Linked DNA regions of Homo sapiens: region 2 is linked to region 1. Evidence: read pairs that join two places in POLR2A ChIA-PET (ENCODE). Cell type or tissue: OCI-LY7. All regions are shown on one strand. Links, peaks and the distances in the headings refer to the core of each region. The heading gives the core; the rest is flanking DNA. Region 1 overlaps MYO5A (myosin VA). Region 2 overlaps ATOSA (atos homolog A).

Region 1 (8,535 bases), core at 1,475-6,474:
CAAATGTGCACTCTTTGAAAAGCCTCGTCTATCAAACAAAGCTTTCATCATCCAACATTTTGCTGACAAAGTAAGGAAGCTTTATATCAGTTTTTCTTTTTGAATACTTAAATGTGGAAAAAACCCAATAGTCAGGAGGTATCTTTTTTTTTCTTTTGCTGATGTTTGCATTCTTTAGGGCTCAAGGGACAGCAGTCTTCAGTGTTGACATGTTGGTTTTCTCTTCCTTTAACCTAAATTGAGTTATTTGTGAAATAAGTATGGTTCTATAATTCTGAAATCCAGGAATCTCTGTAAACTGTTTTTTTTTTAATAACTCGTTTAGCTAAACCTGATCTCTGATCTGAATTAACATGAGATTATTTATAGTCTGTCTTTATCCCAGTTAGGCTGGAAATATTCATATTTCACTATAGAAATATGAATATGTTTTGTTGTAGATCATTGCCTTCCATTCTGCTGGAAATATGAAAAAATGGTGTATGTACATACTACATCTCTAAATGCCTCAAAAATTCTGAGTCCTAAAGCATAGCTGATCTCAAGGGTTTCAGAATAGCAATTGTGGACTTGTGTCACCCTCTGCAATTGATTCACTGGGTCCCTTCTAATAAGGCATACTGTCTTACTGCTTCACAAGTTCTATAGTGTACTTAGAAAATCACAAGCAATGAGAGTAATTTATATTTCAAGGAGACTGTGATGTAGGCTTTGGGGTAAGTTTCACAGGGTCTCCTTTAGGGATTGAGGACTTTCTAAGTCTGCCCTAATTCCATCTAGAAGCCTTGAGATGACCCTAGGGCCACCTAAAGGTTTTGTCATGCAAGCTTTGACCCCCTTGAGTGGCAGACAACTGAAGTTGCTGGAGTTTTGGAAAAGAAATAGTCCATTCTCAAGTAGTCCTGCTTTACCAAATCATACAATATTTCCCCAGCCTTCACCTTCATCCATCAGCAGCTTTTCACCTCTGTCCCCATCAGACACTCATTTGTTCCTTCTGATTCTCACTCCTGCTGTAATCTCTTCTAAGAGGAAACACAACTGCTTGATGGTAACCTAGGTTGGAAGGAGATACAAGGAGTCAGCCTTGGAAGAGCTCTCTGGCCAGCATGGGAGAAGAGGATCTAATCTGCTCACCCACTAACTGAGAGGATCTTTTAGATCACAATCAGCGCTACCACTGTTTCCTAGGAAAAACGATATTTGAGGAGTTTTACTCTAAAGTTAACATACTTCTTACCAGGAATGGCCTTGGTTTCTTGGAAAAGACTGATAATACCAGTTTGCTGAGAGTTGATCGTATAGCCTGAGACTAATAAAGATTCTTATTATTGATGATTATAATATCTATTCAAAAGTTTTATCAGTTAAGGAGATTTTTCCATGTGTTTTCAGGTGGAATACCAGTGTGAAGGATTTCTCGAAAAGAATAAAGACACCGTTTTTGAAGAACAAATTAAAGTTCTTAAATCAAGCAAGGTAACTATGGATAGGCTTACTCTAATCCAGGATGTATGCAAAGCATTAGCTTTTTAACAATAAAAATGATTTTTTTAACAAAAATCTGTTTCAGTTTTTAATTTACCAAATATATAACACTTAGTATGTTAGTCAAAGTAATTTAGCTGCATGTCAGGTCCTGTTCTAAATGTATTGAAAATGCTAACTCATCTAATGACTCTTATTTTATGGATGAGGCACCTGAGACACAGAGACTTCATGGCTACCGAGTTTTCAAGCCAAATTAAAATCCAGGCCGTCTTGCTGTGTCTGTGCTTTTAACTCCTGTGCAATGTTTCTTTCAGTTTTGTGTGAAATTATTGCCTCCACAGTGGTTCTAGACTCTATTGTGCCTTGGTGAGAGGCCATGAGAGAAAACAGTCTTTCTGCCCTGTCAGTTTGAAGGGAGGTACTAGAAACGTGGCCTTACGCACTCCATCCAGATGGAGACTGATCTCTGGATCATCACTGAGTGCAGTTCCAGGTGTGGCCCAAAGCACTTTGAAATTATTTTTCTTAGGCATAGGTACTAGAGACACTGCTTTCTAGAGGGAAAAGAATATTCCAGATGGTAAGAGCTACGATGGCTACATTGTATTGATGATTAGGTTGATCCCCTCCATCCCTTGACCTTCCATCTGGAAAGAATGGGGAGGGGAACATGGCTCATGTTCATCCCACAGAGAGCAGAGCAGGAAGCCAGTTTCTTAGGTCAGCAAAATGAATATTCAGGTATTCAGCTAAAAATTAAAAATTTTCATGTGAATTCTTCTAGATTACTGACTGGCAGTCTTTGTTTTTCTATTTTATTCTCAGAGAATCTTTTTAACTTCAGTGGAATAGTATATGAATATTTTGACTGTTGTTTTTAGAATAAAAACCTTTACTATCAATTATTTTGATAATATAAAGATTACATGAAGACCAAATCCCAGTTTTAACCTTCAGAAAATAAGTCGAGACCAGGTGTTGTAGCTCATGCCTGTAATCCCAGCACTTTGGGAGGCCGAGGCAGGCAGACTGCTTGAGCCCAGGAGTTTAAGATCAGCCTGAGCAACATGGCAAAACCCCATGTCTACAAAAAAATACAGAAATTTGCTGGGCATGGTGGTGCATGGCTATAGTTTCAGGTACTTGGGAAGCTGAGTGGGAGGATCACTTGAGCCTGGGAGGTTGAGGCTGCAGTGAGCCGTAATTGTGCCACTGTACTCCAGCCTCGGAGACAGCGAGACTCTGTCTCCAAAAAAAAAAAAGAGTTAAAGTGTCTAACAGGCACTGGGCATTAACTGTTTATAGTTTACAGGATTGATATGTAAGAGAAAATTCCCACAATGCCAATCTCTAAGTATTATTCAGTTAAAGATCTTTATTGGTTTGATTTATAAGTAATGATAAAATTCTAGTTTTATTACTTTGTCAAAGTAATTTAGCTGAAACAGAACATTCACAGGTTTTCATCTGATTCTTGCTGTTGTTGTTGTTGTTGTTGTTGTTTTGAGACAGTGTCTCACTGTCACCCAGGCTAGAGTGCAGTGATGTGATGATCATAGGGCTCACTGCAGCCTCGACCTCCCTGGCTCAGGTGATCCTTCCACATCAGCCTCCCAAGTAGCTGGGACTACAGATGCATGCCACCATGCCTGTCTAATTTTTTGTTGAGATGGGGTTTCACCATGTTGTCCAGGCTGGTCTTGAACTCCTGGTCTCAAGGGATCCACCCACCTCGGCCTCCCAAAGTGCTGGGATTACAGGTGTGAGCCACCACACCTGGCCAGGTTCTCATTCTTGAGGCATCTTTGATCAGTTATCTTTATTCTGATTTAGTTTTCTAATTGGCTTTTGAGTCCTTAGTCATCATAAGGTGGGTATGCATTCTGACAAATCATTTGCAGTGACTGCCAGTCTGTGTAACATTGTTTCCATTGAAGTGGGGACAGTGTGTGATTTACCTAACATAGCTTGGAGGCTTCCTCTGCTGCTGGTCTTTGCTGAAACCCAATCTAGGAGTATCAACTTCATAATTTCACTGCATCTGATAGAAGCCAGTATCACATAGTGTAAATGTGTTCTCTTGGAAGTACTAATTTTAGAAGATTAATATCTGTGTTATGTGTTTTGAGTAGAATTATTTTTGTAGTAATACAGTGTGGAGTATGTTTGTGTATTTATGTGTTTTGTCTTTTTTTTTCCTGCAGCCTCTAGCTTACAATTTGAAAAGGAGTTTAAAAAAATATATATATATATGGAATTATAAACTTATCAGAAGGTGCTTTATTTGATATTTTTCCACCATAAAGAAATCTTCTGTGGCCACATCTAATATCAGGAAGCATATAAATAAATTGCAACTTGACTAAATACCACTGAATTTCAGTTCTACCAAATACCATTAAAATGAGTTTTAACCCTCTACTTTCTGTATAGCTGATTAATAAGGGGAAGCACAGTTCATCTACTGAGTTTATGCCTCAGATCTCTCATCTATAAAATAGAATCATGATAGCATCTAATTTATGGAATTGTTATGAAGATTAAATAGGTTGTATTAAGGTTAATAGATATATAATTATAGTTGCAAATATAGCTTGACTAATTAGAAGAACTGGTTTTATTTATATGGGATGTGGCACTGTTGTAAAGATATGTACATACATCAAGATGTTCCTTTGGATTCATTTGAAGTCTCTTTTTTTCCATAAAATTTCTCCCAACCATATTGACTAATATCATCTACCTACTTATTGAGTACCAGATCTTTTAATAATCTTTCACATTGCTAACCTGATAGAACACAAAATTGATTACAGGAATTATTTGTTGAAGTTATAAATCCCTTGAAAACAAATATCAAATGTACAGGATATGGGTAGGGTTTTAAACTTTTTTTTCTGTAACCCGAATTATCTTCCAAAAATTATTATTCATAACTTTTAAAACCTTCTAATATTGTAGAATTTGTTTATGACCCTTTCCTGCTGAGATTTTCGGTGATGTTTTTCAGTTAGTGCTCAGCACTTAAGTTAGTAGGTAGACAAATAAAGCAGGTGAGTAGACACTTGATAAATAACTTGCAAACTTGGACTAGTGTTTTTCTCCACCTGATGCTAAAACAGTTTGTGGAACTGAGGTAATAAGACTTTCAATTACTGTTTTTCTCGTAAAATAATTATAGTTCAAGCCCATTAATATGTTTAGATTTGTCACTTCCTGTGGATTAGGTTTTCAAGTCCGGGTGCAGTAGTTTTGACTTTGCTTTCCCCCAGACATGGTTGTAGAATTATTGCATTTTTCCGTGTTATTTTTGTATAGCACTTACCTCACCTTCCTCTCATATTCTTGGCTCTTAGCACAGATACTGACTCTTTCTGGAGTGTGACTCTGACAGTGATTACTTAAGGAAGGGAATCTCTGTAATATTTCTTTTGTGAAGGTTTGCGTTCAAGTTTGGTTTAGAATGTAATTTCTTTATATTGTTTCTGACTTAGTTTAAGATGCTACCAGAACTATTTCAAGATGATGAGAAGGCCATCAGTCCAACTTCAGCCACCTCCTCAGGGCGCACACCCCTCACACGAACTCCTGCAAAGCCCACCAAAGGCAGACCAGGCCAAATGGCCAAAGAGCACAAGAAAACAGTGGGGCATCAGGTGAGTTCAGGGAGCTGCCGCTGCCACGCTCCTTCCTTTCTGGCTCATCTGAAACCTCAGATCTTCCCTCTTCAGCCTCCCAGGTGGGATCCTCAGGTGAGGAGAGCCTAGAGCTTTCACTGTGAGATCATACGACACCATCCACTAAAACTCTTCTCCACCCAGTTTTAGACCTGTGACTCTGCATAAGCCTTTCCCGAAATAATTTTCTCTACAGCTTAATTCTCTCGTGCATATCGTCTCTCAGACCACCCCATCTTTGCTTAGTTTTCTGTTTGTTTTGTCTCTATATTTGTACAGTGCCTCGGTCAGCTCCTTCAGAACAGGGCCCTCGCCTTTCTTTGATGTCTTATGTTCTCTGAGAGTGGGAAATGTTACATACATGCTTAGTGCCTGAACAGGGAGTAGGGCTTTGAATGGAGGCTGAGCGCTCCTCAGCTTGCTGTCCTGTGCATGGGACCCTGTGCCTGGTGTAGACAGAAACAGGGCCTGACCCAGGTCCACAGCCTCCAGTCCTGATCCTAGGTCCCTAATTTTAACTCCTCTCTGCCTATCCTTTGTCATTCTCTCATTCATTACCTATACTCTTTTAAGTCATCTGCTACGTTTTCCAGTATCTTCCATCAAAATTCCCACTTTATGTGATTAAATAGCCTTAAAGCAAGGTTATATTGTTAGTTACATATGACTAAGCTCATAACAGGTTTCTGTAGCTTCCTGTGGGGAAAAGGAGTGGGAGTATAGGAATCTATATTTAGCAGAGTAAGCATGAAAATGGTAGAATTTAGGCAAATTTTAACCAAAAGCCCTAGCATTCTTGTTTTGTGGCAGCTCCTCTTCTGAAGATGGGTCAAGTTTATAAGTGGCAAAGTTTTCTCCATTAGTGTCATAGGAAGGGAATTTCCCATTGTTTTACCTCACCTTTGACTTTGGACAAAGCCTTGATACCCTCTTCTGCCCTTTTTCATGCAGTTCAGAAACTCCCTGCACCTGCTTATGGAGACACTCAATGCCACTACCCCTCACTATGTGCGCTGTATCAAGCCTAATGACTTCAAGTTCCCATTCACGTAAGTATTTCTGAACCACCCAGTGAAAAAGTACATATCTTATAAGAAGTGCCAAACCAGCCAAGCAAACTAATATTTTCCTTACATTTTTATAAGGAAAAAAATATTTGGGTAAGTCTTCATGCCTTGTAGAGGGAAACCACTAGTCAGTAGATTATTTTTTCAGTTTTTGTCCCTTTTGAGAATGTGAGAGTAAATTAGCAGCCATCTGAAGATTTGAAAACTTGAGGTCAACCAAGCATTCTGGTTCTGTTTTCTGTTTTGAATTTACTTCAATTGATCTCTCTGGGATTTTTGTTCATTTGGGCATTAGGTGGAACCAGCACTGGCTGGGATAAGGCTGTTTGGCGAATGCTTACCTGCTGCTTCTCCACTGCTGAAATCATCAGAGGGTGTCTGTTTTCACCAGCACCTCCTCCTGCTTCAGATACCATGCATGAAGGGAGAATCAATTTTTCTGGAGTTTTTTTTACAAAACAGAAATATTTTTCTAATTTTATGTATGTATTTATTTATTTTGAGATAGAGTTTCACTCTTCTTGCCCTGGCTGGAGTGCAATAACGCGATCTCGGCTTACCGCAACCTCTGCCTCCCAGGTTCAAGTGATTCTCCTGCCTCAGCCTCCCGAGTAGCTGGGATTACAGGCATGCACCATCATGCCCAACTAATTTTCTATTTTTAGTAGAGACAGGGTTTCATCATCTTGGCCAGGCTGGTCTTGAACTCCTGACTTCGTGATCCGTCCCCACTCGGCCTCCCAGTGGGATTACAGGCGCGAGCCACCATGCCCAGCCTATTTTTCTAATTTTAAAAGTAATACATGTACATTGTAAAGACAGTTTTCAGGAAATACAGAATAGTATAAAAATAAATGAAAAAGCATCCGTCAGCCGGGTGCAGTGGCTCACACCTGTAATCCCAGCACTTGGGAGGCCAGGGTGGGTGGATCACCTGAGGTCAGGAGCTTGAGACCAACCTGGCCAACATGGTCAAACCCTGTCTCTACTAAAAGTACAAAAATTAGCCGGGTGTAGTGGCGGGCGCCTGTAATCCCAGCTACTCGGGAGGCTGAGGCAGGAGAATCACTTGAACCTGGGAGGCTGCAGTTGCAGTGAGCCGAGATCACTCCACTGCACTCTAGCCTGCGGGACAAGAGTGAGACTTCGTCTCAAAAAAAGAAAAAAGGAAAAGAAAAAGCATCCATCATACCCAGAGAGATAACTGGTATTAACTGTCATACATTGTTCTTGATTAACCACCTTCCCTTCCCTCCATGCTCCGTGTGTGTGTGTGTGTGTGTGTGTGTGAGAGAGAGAGAGAGAGAGACACAAAAGGAGGGGCCTTGTGCTATGATTGCTGTTTAGTCTTTACTTTTAACTTGACAGATTGTGAACACTTTCCCTTTTGGTAAGTAAAAAGTCACATAATCATATAATGGCTACAGAGTATCCCATTGTGTAGACATAGTATATTTATTTAAATTAGTTCCTACTGATGGCCATTTAAGTTGTTCCAACAATGCTATAATAAACATCCTGTGCCAAACATTTTTGTATATTTGTCTGATTATCTCATTGGGATAATGTGACTCTAGAAGTGGAATTTATAGGTCAAAGACCAGGCACACTTAACAAAGGTTGTAATAGCTCCCACCCCTCACCCCCTCCACAGTGTATGAGTGCCCTTTTCCCTACCCCCGTGCCAGTCCTGCTGTCTGGAGATTCTGCCTTAGACTGGAGCACAGTTCTGAAGGACTGCTGTCTTTCTCTCTGCTTCATCACCAAGAAGTCCTTTCTGGAAGAAGTGGGAAGCAGGAAGAAGCTGCTACACTTTGGCCTCTGTCCTGGACAGCCCTCAGGACCATGACCTTTTATCAACCAACCCGCTCTTCCACCACCAACAGACACCTGAGAAGATAGCACAGGGGAGGCCCGGATGGATCGCTCAGAACTTAACTATGGGAGTCACAGGAGCAATCATTTGGCCGAAGGGAAACCTTTCTACTTCCTCTTCAGTGCCAGTTTAACTTGAAGATGTCATTTGCCTAGAGTAAAATAAATACAAAATGTAATACAAAACAAAAATCTTGTTCATTGATGTAGACACTATGTTTAGAACAGTAGTAATTTTTAAAAAAATATAACCGTATGGGGCATATTTAATTTGTGCTTCCTGTTAGAGAAATCTCCAGGGTTGACCAGTCTTTATTCCAGGGGAGCTCTGTATACTGAGCTAATGACTTCTGAGAGCTTCTTGTCAGGCCATGCCATGAAATGAGTATGGGCAAAGTGCAAAGGAGTGCTGTGTTGTTGCTGTT
Region 2 (8,535 bases), core at 1,434-6,433, 290 kb before region 1:
TTAGACAAATTTTCTGGGTAAAATAGGTCTATTGAAATGCACCAGAAGGAATTGGAGAAAACCATACTTAATTTAGTGATTTAAATTAGTTTTAGGTGTTGGCTATTACATACAATCAGGCAGCAGCTATGTATGTATCAAGTATTAGTAAGTGTATTGCTCCTGAGCAGGTTCCTTGTGTAGAATGCCAAGTTTAGATTTTTAGATTACATCAATCACTTTGGAAAAATGGCACCAAGGTTAGTAATTGATTCTCAGAATAAACAAGCAAATAAAATCAAAGTCACTATTTATTTTGAATTGTTGTGAAAAGTTGCTTTACAGTCATAAGCAGTTTTAAAAATAGTATTTGCAGCCAAAACTAGTGTTAAACACAATAAAATGTTTAGTTACGTACTGATATAGATTTTTAGGGGAAACAAATTTATTCATCAAGATTTCCAAAGAAGTTTTCACCTTAAAAATTGTAGCTTTCTTTAGCATTCTCAGGTAAAGATGATGGGATTGTGAGTTTAGTATTGTGATTATATTCCATAATAATAACATAAACCTTTAGACCCATGGCTTTTTTTTTCTTTTACTAAAACCAGTGTAAGTAATCTTTTACTTAGCAAACTAGTACAGAAATATTGAAATAAGCTTTTCACAAACGTACTTACCCTTACTGTGCGCAATGTAATGTTGTATTTTCTATTCTATTTCACGTTTTGAAAAATTGCTGTCACCACCCATTGAATTGATTTCTTCACCAATTAATGGGTCATGATGACCTGCAATTTGAAAGGCAGAGTTATGGACAACTCTTAACGAGAAAACAGTTACACTTCATTTTTTTTTTTAAACTACATTGGTGTCCAAAGAACTATCCTATATAAATGAATTTTCTGGATAATTGAAACTTTTTAAACGTCAAAATATTTTTAGTTGTAATCATGATATGTGGAGACATTTAAAAAATGTTCACGCTTCTGGTTTGAGATTTTTTTGTCTCTAGTTTAAACCATCTCAGCCTATCTTTTTTTATTCTGATTTTTATGTTCCCTGGCTGTCAACAGTTTTTGTTGTTAATATATTTATCCTTGTCACCTTTTAATTTTCCTGCTTTTAGTCTCTGAGCTAGATAATTAGATAACCGTACTTAACACTAAGTTTTCTCTCTTTTTTTTTCTTTTTCTTTTTTTTTTTTGAGACGGAGTCTCGCTCTGTCGCCCAGGCTGGAGTGCAGTGGCGCAATCTCCGCTCACTGCAAGCTCCGCCTCCCGGGTTCACGCCATTCTCCTGCCTCAGCCTTCGGTAGCTGGGATTACAGGCGCCCGCCTCCACGCCCGGCTAATTTTTTGTATTTTTAGTAGAGACAGGGTTTCACCGTGTAAGCCAGGATAGTCTCGATCTCCTGAGCTCGTGATCCGCCCGCCTCGGCCTCCCAGTGTGCTGGGATTACAGGCGTGAGCCACCGCGCCCGGCCTAACACTAAGTTTTCTATAAGATGAACATAAATAGGAGAACTTCTCAGATGCTCATTCAGAGTGTGAGTAAAGTGTGGATTTTAATGTAGAGACTCAGATTATAGTTTTGTGAAAGACAGCTGTGCTTCAAAGAGTTAAAGTTTCTAAATAAATACAATAGCCTCTTATCGTACATGATTGGGTGTGGTAGTTGGTTGGCTAACTGTAAAAGTTTAAGGTGGGGGTCAGGAAAAATGCCTTAATTCTTTTTCTATTGGCTGTTTTTATGGAAGGTGTGGGGAGCATTGGTCAATTCTGCTCCCTACAGCCTCCATAAAAACAAACTGATAGCCAATAGAAAAAAATTATCTGAAGGTCAGGAGTTTCTACTGTACTTTGAAATAAGATGTTATGGTATAGCATGATAGATTTCACAATAGTCGATAGTATTTTACTGTACGATAGTATTTTACTGTACTGTAAAAAAAATTAATTTTAAGCAATAATATAACATTACTTGGGTAACACTGCCAAAGATGAGTCTTAGATGTTGTCATTAGCAGACCTGTGTTTTTATACTTGTTCCATTACTTGCTTGCTCTCTAATCTTCATCACATAATCTCTGAGAGTCTCAGTTTCCTTGTCTGTAAAATGGGAATAATTCCAACTTCTCACAGTTAGAATGAAATATGACCGTGCTTGGCACATAGCAGATATTAAATAAATAATATCGTTTATTATGTTAAATAAACATTACAAATGCTTATATATTGGTTATATAAGCTTATATATAAGCATTACAAATGCTTATATACTGGTTATATAAGCTTATATATAAGCATTACAAATGCTTATATATTGGTCAATTACAAGATATACTCAACAAAGGTAAATAAATAATGAAATGTTTAATAACCTAATGCTATTTTGTTCTGTTTTGCATTGATAGTGTTCAAACTGCTAAGGCTCGAGCAGATTAATAATTTTTTAATATATAGTTATCTGAGAAAATATAAAAGCTACAGAAGGATACTTGCAGTATATGTATAATGTATTTATATTGTCATTTGCTATTACAATTATGGCTTCTATATGTAGAGGATGACATGGGTGGACTAAGCTTTCTGGAATAATTAGATTTTTAAGTGATGTTAACAGCTGACTAGAGCTGGGCAGCTGGAAAATTTAATGTTATTCCACCTTTGACTCAAGGATGTACAAGTTTGGACCTGGTTCTAGACCTGTGTGTATATTGAATACCTGGTGTTTCAAGAGAAGTCTAAGGTGTGGTCCACGGCCTGTTGCGGTGGCTCATGCCTGTGATCCCAGCACTTTGGGAGCCCGAGGAGGGTTGATTGCTTAGAGCTTAGAAGTTCGAGACCACCCTGGGCAACATAACAAGACCCTATCTCTATTTAAAAATAAATAAAATGTGGTCTTAGTGTAGAGGTAATTAAAAACATATTAGGTTATGTTCTAAATGTATTTCTAATTTTGTATTTTTAATATCTGAGCTTAATCAAAACTGCTATGAAAGATTAAGACCTATAAAATAAATCATAAATTAGTAATTTAAATCTACTGTTTTAATTCATATTTAAAAACATTGTAGGCTGTTGATCTTTAAGTTAAAACTAGTAGTGCAAAATCTGTTCCACAAACAAAACACCACACTATTTTGTGGTTTTTGTTTTTGAGGTTAAAATAGAGAAGTGCTTAGTTTTTTCCTCCATTTGGCTATATTACAAATTTAGACATTAGCCTTAGAATTTCAGTGGCTTATGAACTTAACTATAGCATAATGCAACCCTGTTAACCTCAAACAATTCACTCCTGGGCAGGTGAAATAGGAAAGAAGTGTTAAGGACTAGAAAAATGTAGCAAAGCAATTAGGTGCATTGCTTGCTAAGAATAGTTCATTGTTAGTTGATGTAAATCAAACAAAAGAAATGGCAGATGTTGGAGAAGAAATACTGACTAGATTAAATAAAGCGGCCTTTTGCTAAATTCCCAGGTAGAGGTGGTCATGATAGTATGAGTAGCAACAGCTAATACTTGTTCATACTATGTGCCAGGCACTGTCTTAAGTACTTCACATATATAACTCATTTAATCCTCACAGATACTCAAGGAAATAGATGCTATTGTCATCTCTGTTTTATGGATAAACGAAACTGAGTCATAGAGAAGTTTGGTAACTTACCCAAGGTTACACAGCTAATAAAAGGGCAAGCTCAAATGTGAAGTGAACTTGAGCATATGCTCTTAAGCTCCCTGACTGGTAGCAGTAAGTAATGTTAAAATACCATAAGATTTTGGGACCAAAGTGGTTTAAAAATACTTGAGGAAAACTCCAAACAGGTATTTGGTAAGTATTGTGATCTTGGAAAGCTGCTTGTCCTCTCTGCCTCAGCTTTATCTTTACAATAGGGAAAGTAATAGTACCTCAGCTCATGGTTATTTTGAGGATTAAATAAGTTAATGTGTGTAATATGCTTAAAACAGTGGCTGGCACTTAGCATTCAAATGTAAACTGCTATTATTTTTGGACATTTTCTAAAGAAGAAACCAGTCAGTTAGTGAAAGCTGAGGAAGACAAAAGGGGGCTAATTCAGCTGCATGTTTTGTATATTCAGTGTGATCACAAGTTAAAAGCTGGCTACTGTTGTTCTTTCATCCATTTATGTTGATGAGTCTTGGCATCAGTAGCTGTCAAATAATCAATGGCTTGATACAACTTCTGAGATTCAGATACTAAAGGGGTTGACGTAGAGATACCCCATCTATGTTTTTGCCTGTCATCCAGTAAGAAGGAAATGATTCAGTGGACTAAACCCTGTCATTTCTTTGAAGAATGAGAAAAAAAAGATAATTGGAAGGCAGAACTGAAAGGCAAATGTGTATATAAGGAGAGTGACTTAAAAATTGATTTTCTCTTCAAGAACTGAAGAAACCCATGGGGTCTGAGCCTTCTGCATTGTGAACAAATATAGAAAAAAATTAGTTGTTAAAGAATATTTATATTCTTTTGCCTTTCTCGCCTTTGGATCTAATTATGAAAATGTTTTCACCCTTTTTGAGGCTGGGGATTTTAAAAACTGGAAATATTAAACTCAGACTAACAATACTGGTTTTTTTTTTTTTGGATAATGAAAAGGCAAAATTGTAGTACTTGGAAACAGTACTTCTTAGTAGGTAAACCAAAGTCAATTTGTTAATAGTTAATTCTATCTTTGCTCAAATAGGTGAAAAATCAGAAGAGTTCCTCATGTTAGACTTTTTCTTTTTCTTTTTCATGGGATGGGGTCTTACTGTGTCACTCAGACTGGAGTACAGTGATGCAATCATAATTCACTGTAGCCTCCAACTCCTGGGATCAAGAGATCATCCTGCTTAAGCTTCCAGAGTAGCTGGGACTACAGGTGCACGCCACTATGCCTGGCTAATTGTCTTTTTTTTTTTTTTTTTTTTTTGAGAAATGGGGTCTCACTATGTTGCCCAGACTGTTCTCATTCTCCTGGGCTCAAGCAGCCCTCCTGGCTCAGCCTCTCAAAGTGCTGGGATTACAGGTGTGAGGAATTGCACCTGGCCCAGACTCTTATTAAAGTAAAACAGGATGGAATAGGTAAAAAATGCCAGCAGATAATCAAAATATTAGCCTAAGAGCCCATGTGTAATACCACAATTCCTAGCAATAATTTGAGTTGAGCTTTCTCATATTTTCCTTTCCATGTAAAAGATACTCATCTCTTCCCCTTGTTTACCATATCCAGCCCCACTAGCTGCCTTTTAGGTTTTTGATTACCACTTAGGATCTGGTATGCGAAATTCCTTCTGCCTAAAAAGCCTTTCTCCCCAGTCATCACATTGGTGTCTCCTTGTTGTTCTTTTGTTATAGAACTTAACCGTCATTTTTTCAGAGAGGTTTTCTCTCACTACCCTATCCAAAGTGCTCAGTGAATGTTAATTGCTGTCATTTATTAAATGAGATGTCCCTTGTTATTCTTTGTCTGAGCAGCCTGTATTTCCTTCATAGCATTGACCACATTTTGTAATTTCTTTTGTTTATTGTCTGTCTCTACAGCTAGATTTTAAGTTTTGTGAGTCCGGAAACCTTGTCTCTTATTCACACCTGTATTCCCATCATTTAGTAGGCAGTCTTGTACATGGTAGGTGCATAGGTGTTTAATACATATTTGTTAAATGAAAGAATGACTTGTATGTCTCAGTATTTGTGGAGCAGATAGGAATAGGAGCAGCTGGGTAGCAATATTTGATTGTTTTACTGATACCAGCTGAACTTCTGCCAATTTAGGGATTGGTTTGAATTAATGACTGTTAGGCTGTTATCACAATTTTATACTTAATTTTTTGAAAATACAGTTAAGGATACTATCCATAACTTAAATAAAGGTTATATTTCTTAATTAATCATATCTTATTGAATTAAAACACTATAAAATATCTTAAAAGTAGGCAAAAGCCATTTAGTGACAATGGTTTCCAGTTTATATACGTCTAACAAATGATTCATACACAGACATTTGCTAGAAGCTCTCTGATGTCCACCCCCTGTGCTGAATTTGCTCCTATTGCTGTTTCTGAGAGAGAGGGAGAATGTCTGTATGTTCAAATTGGTAAACCTCAGGTTTATGAATATAAGAAAGTACAAGTCGGATAGACTAATGGAAAAAAAACTCAAAGGATTTAGAGTTTAGATTTGGGACCCATTCTTGGATTAAGTCCCAAACCTGTTTACTTATCTGTAAGATGTAGCTGGCTAAGGGTGTTGCTTCTGAGCTTCAACTAAGATAATATGTCAAAGAACATAGTAAGCCATGAGATGCTATATAAATGTGGACTAATTTACTCTGTGGGCAGGATTATTTGTATAGATGTGCAAAGGGCCAGGTCTTCCCAAATACAGCCAGCTGCATCTTAGTTGGTGCTATTCACACAGTATGAGGATTTTATTACTTTTAGTTTCCTCTTGCTATCCTGACAGAAATTATACCAACTAGAGATTCACTTGGATTAATAAATGTATACTTAGTTATACATTTTTCGAGGACTGTTGAAATGATGGTCATATTTTAGTTTAAATGGTTTCCTTTTAGCAGCGTACTATAATGCAAGAAAAGTTAAGACACTAAGCTTTTAGGATCAAATTTGGATTGAAATTCTAACTTCGGAACTTACCAGCCAAATTACCTTGAAAAAATTACATAGCCTTTCTGAACAACGGTTTTGTTTTTTGCTCTAATACCGTCAACCTTAAGCCTTGTGGGAAAGGTAAACTGAGAACATATGGTTTGGCACTTAACATACGCCTAGCACTGGGTAGGGATTGCTAAATGGTTTCCTCTGCTAACAAGAATACACAGCTTGGAACAGCTGCACTGAGGAAATGAGTGTTTCAGAACTCCGTTTTGAAAACTGGTTGGAACAAGCATGAAAGATCAATGGACACTTATGTCACTGTCAACCTTGTCTTCTGAAATATACAATAACATAGAAAAAAGTCAAAACCAGCATTGAACTACCCAATCTTTAATGCAAATGCAATGGAGAGGGAAAGTAGGCAAATTGGAACACAGCCCACTATTTCTGGGTGATAGTAGACCCTAATGAACAGTTTAGAGCAGCATCAGGGCAGAGAGTGAGGCAGAGGTGGGAACTAGAAAGAGGCTGATGGAAAATAGAGTGGTGAGATGTTGCCCAAAACTGCTTTTTTCTTTGTTTCAGAGTATTACCTAGGATTGATTCAGTGCTTGGAGCATGGCCCTTCTGCTTCCATGACCCAGAATTTAGATTTGTTCCATGATGCTGCAAGATGGCCATTATAGGTTAAGAAACCTTTGGTAGACTCTTCTGGGAATCTAATCATAACTCATATTGCTTGTCAGTAATATTTAAGCCTAAATAATGGTCAGACTTAAACATATCCCCTTTGGGAACATGACCAATCTGTATTTGGGAATAAACAATATTTAAAGTTTTCATATTTTGGTTTCCCACTTAACCAAATGTATATTCCTGAATGGAATTAATTTAGCGTCAGTATCTGAAATTAGGCTATTTGTAAAACTTTATCCTAACATCTAGAAAGTGCATTTACATTTTTCATCAAATTAGCAATTTTCTTTTGTGAAGAGAGATCATGGTTTGTGAGAGAGATCATTGGCCATTTCTACTTAAATTTATAACAGTAAGAGAATGTATAATTTTAGCCCTTGATATTGGCAAACTTCTTTTTGTTTATTTTGGTCTTAAAATAACTTTAAAGGTCTATATCATATTTGGTGTGTTTGACAGAAGGATGCTGATATACAAAAAATTATTCATTTTATGAAAGAACTAACCATAGGATTTCTCTAAGTTACCCTACTTTGCTTGCTCTACAATTATTATAATTAAAAATTTCAGGCCAGGCGCGGTGGCTCACGCCTGTAATCCCAGCACTTTGGAAGGCTGAGGTGGGCGGATCACAAGATCAGGAGATCGAGACCATCCTGGCTAACAATGGTGAAACCCCATCTCTACTAAAAAAATACAAAAAAATTAGCTGGGTGTGGTGGCAGGCGCCTGTAATCTCAGCTACTCTAGGACTGAGGCAGGACAGTGAGGCAGGAGAATGGCGTGAACCGGGGAGGCGGAGCTTGCAGTGAGCCGAGATTGCACCACTGCACTCAAGCCTGGGTGACAGAGTGAGTCTCCGTCTCAAAAAAAAAAAAAAAATTTCAAACCCACAGAAAAGTTGAAATACTACAATTAACATCCATTTACCTTTTCATAGATTAATTGTGACCATTTTACAACTTTTGTTTTATCTCCATATAAGTAGGTGGGATGGGTGGGTGGGCTAGATAGACATGGAGTTTTGTTGTCTGTTTTTTTCTATTTTTAATGCAAAGCCTTTTTGTTTATTTCAAACTGGTACTTTTTTCAGTTGACACATTGCAATTGTATATATTTATGAAGTCCAGTATGATGTTCCAATACATATATATGTTGTGTAAATAATTAAATCAGGGTATTTAGCATATCTTTCACCTCATGCACTTATGATTTCCTTGTGGGTGGGAACAT

What was found. ChIA-PET counts read pairs that join two places held together with the same protein. Peaks named below come from ENCODE experiments on the same cell type or tissue, not always from the same donor. Only the 100,000 strongest peaks of a DNase experiment are listed, where the experiment ranks them.
Region 2: POLR2A ChIA-PET joins it to region 1 with 7 read pairs; 2 of 35 experiments call an interaction of 5 or more read pairs at or near these places.

What each region holds. Positions count from the first base shown.
Region 1 is chr15:52,380,773-52,389,307 of GRCh38, reverse strand. MYO5A (myosin VA) reads left to right here. Exons shown (of 42, transcript NM_001382347.1): 13 at 1-70; 14 at 1,396-1,479; 15 at 4,986-5,147; 16 at 6,120-6,217. Among named protein-coding and RNA genes, the nearest start is that of MYO5C, 89 kb to the right of the region's middle. RefSeq lists enhancers at 5,495-5,724, 5,765-5,824. In OCI-LY7, for the core only: no CTCF peak of the experiment used is centred there; no DNase peak of the experiment used is centred there.
Region 2 is chr15:52,668,557-52,677,091 of GRCh38, reverse strand. The region is part of intron 2 of ATOSA (atos homolog A); the gene reads left to right. Among named protein-coding and RNA genes, the nearest start is that of ATOSA, 6.6 kb to the left of the region's middle. RefSeq lists an enhancer at 4,999-5,500. In OCI-LY7, for the core only: no CTCF peak of the experiment used is centred there; no DNase peak of the experiment used is centred there; H3K4me3 peaks cover 2,025 bases; H3K27ac peaks cover 1,003 bases.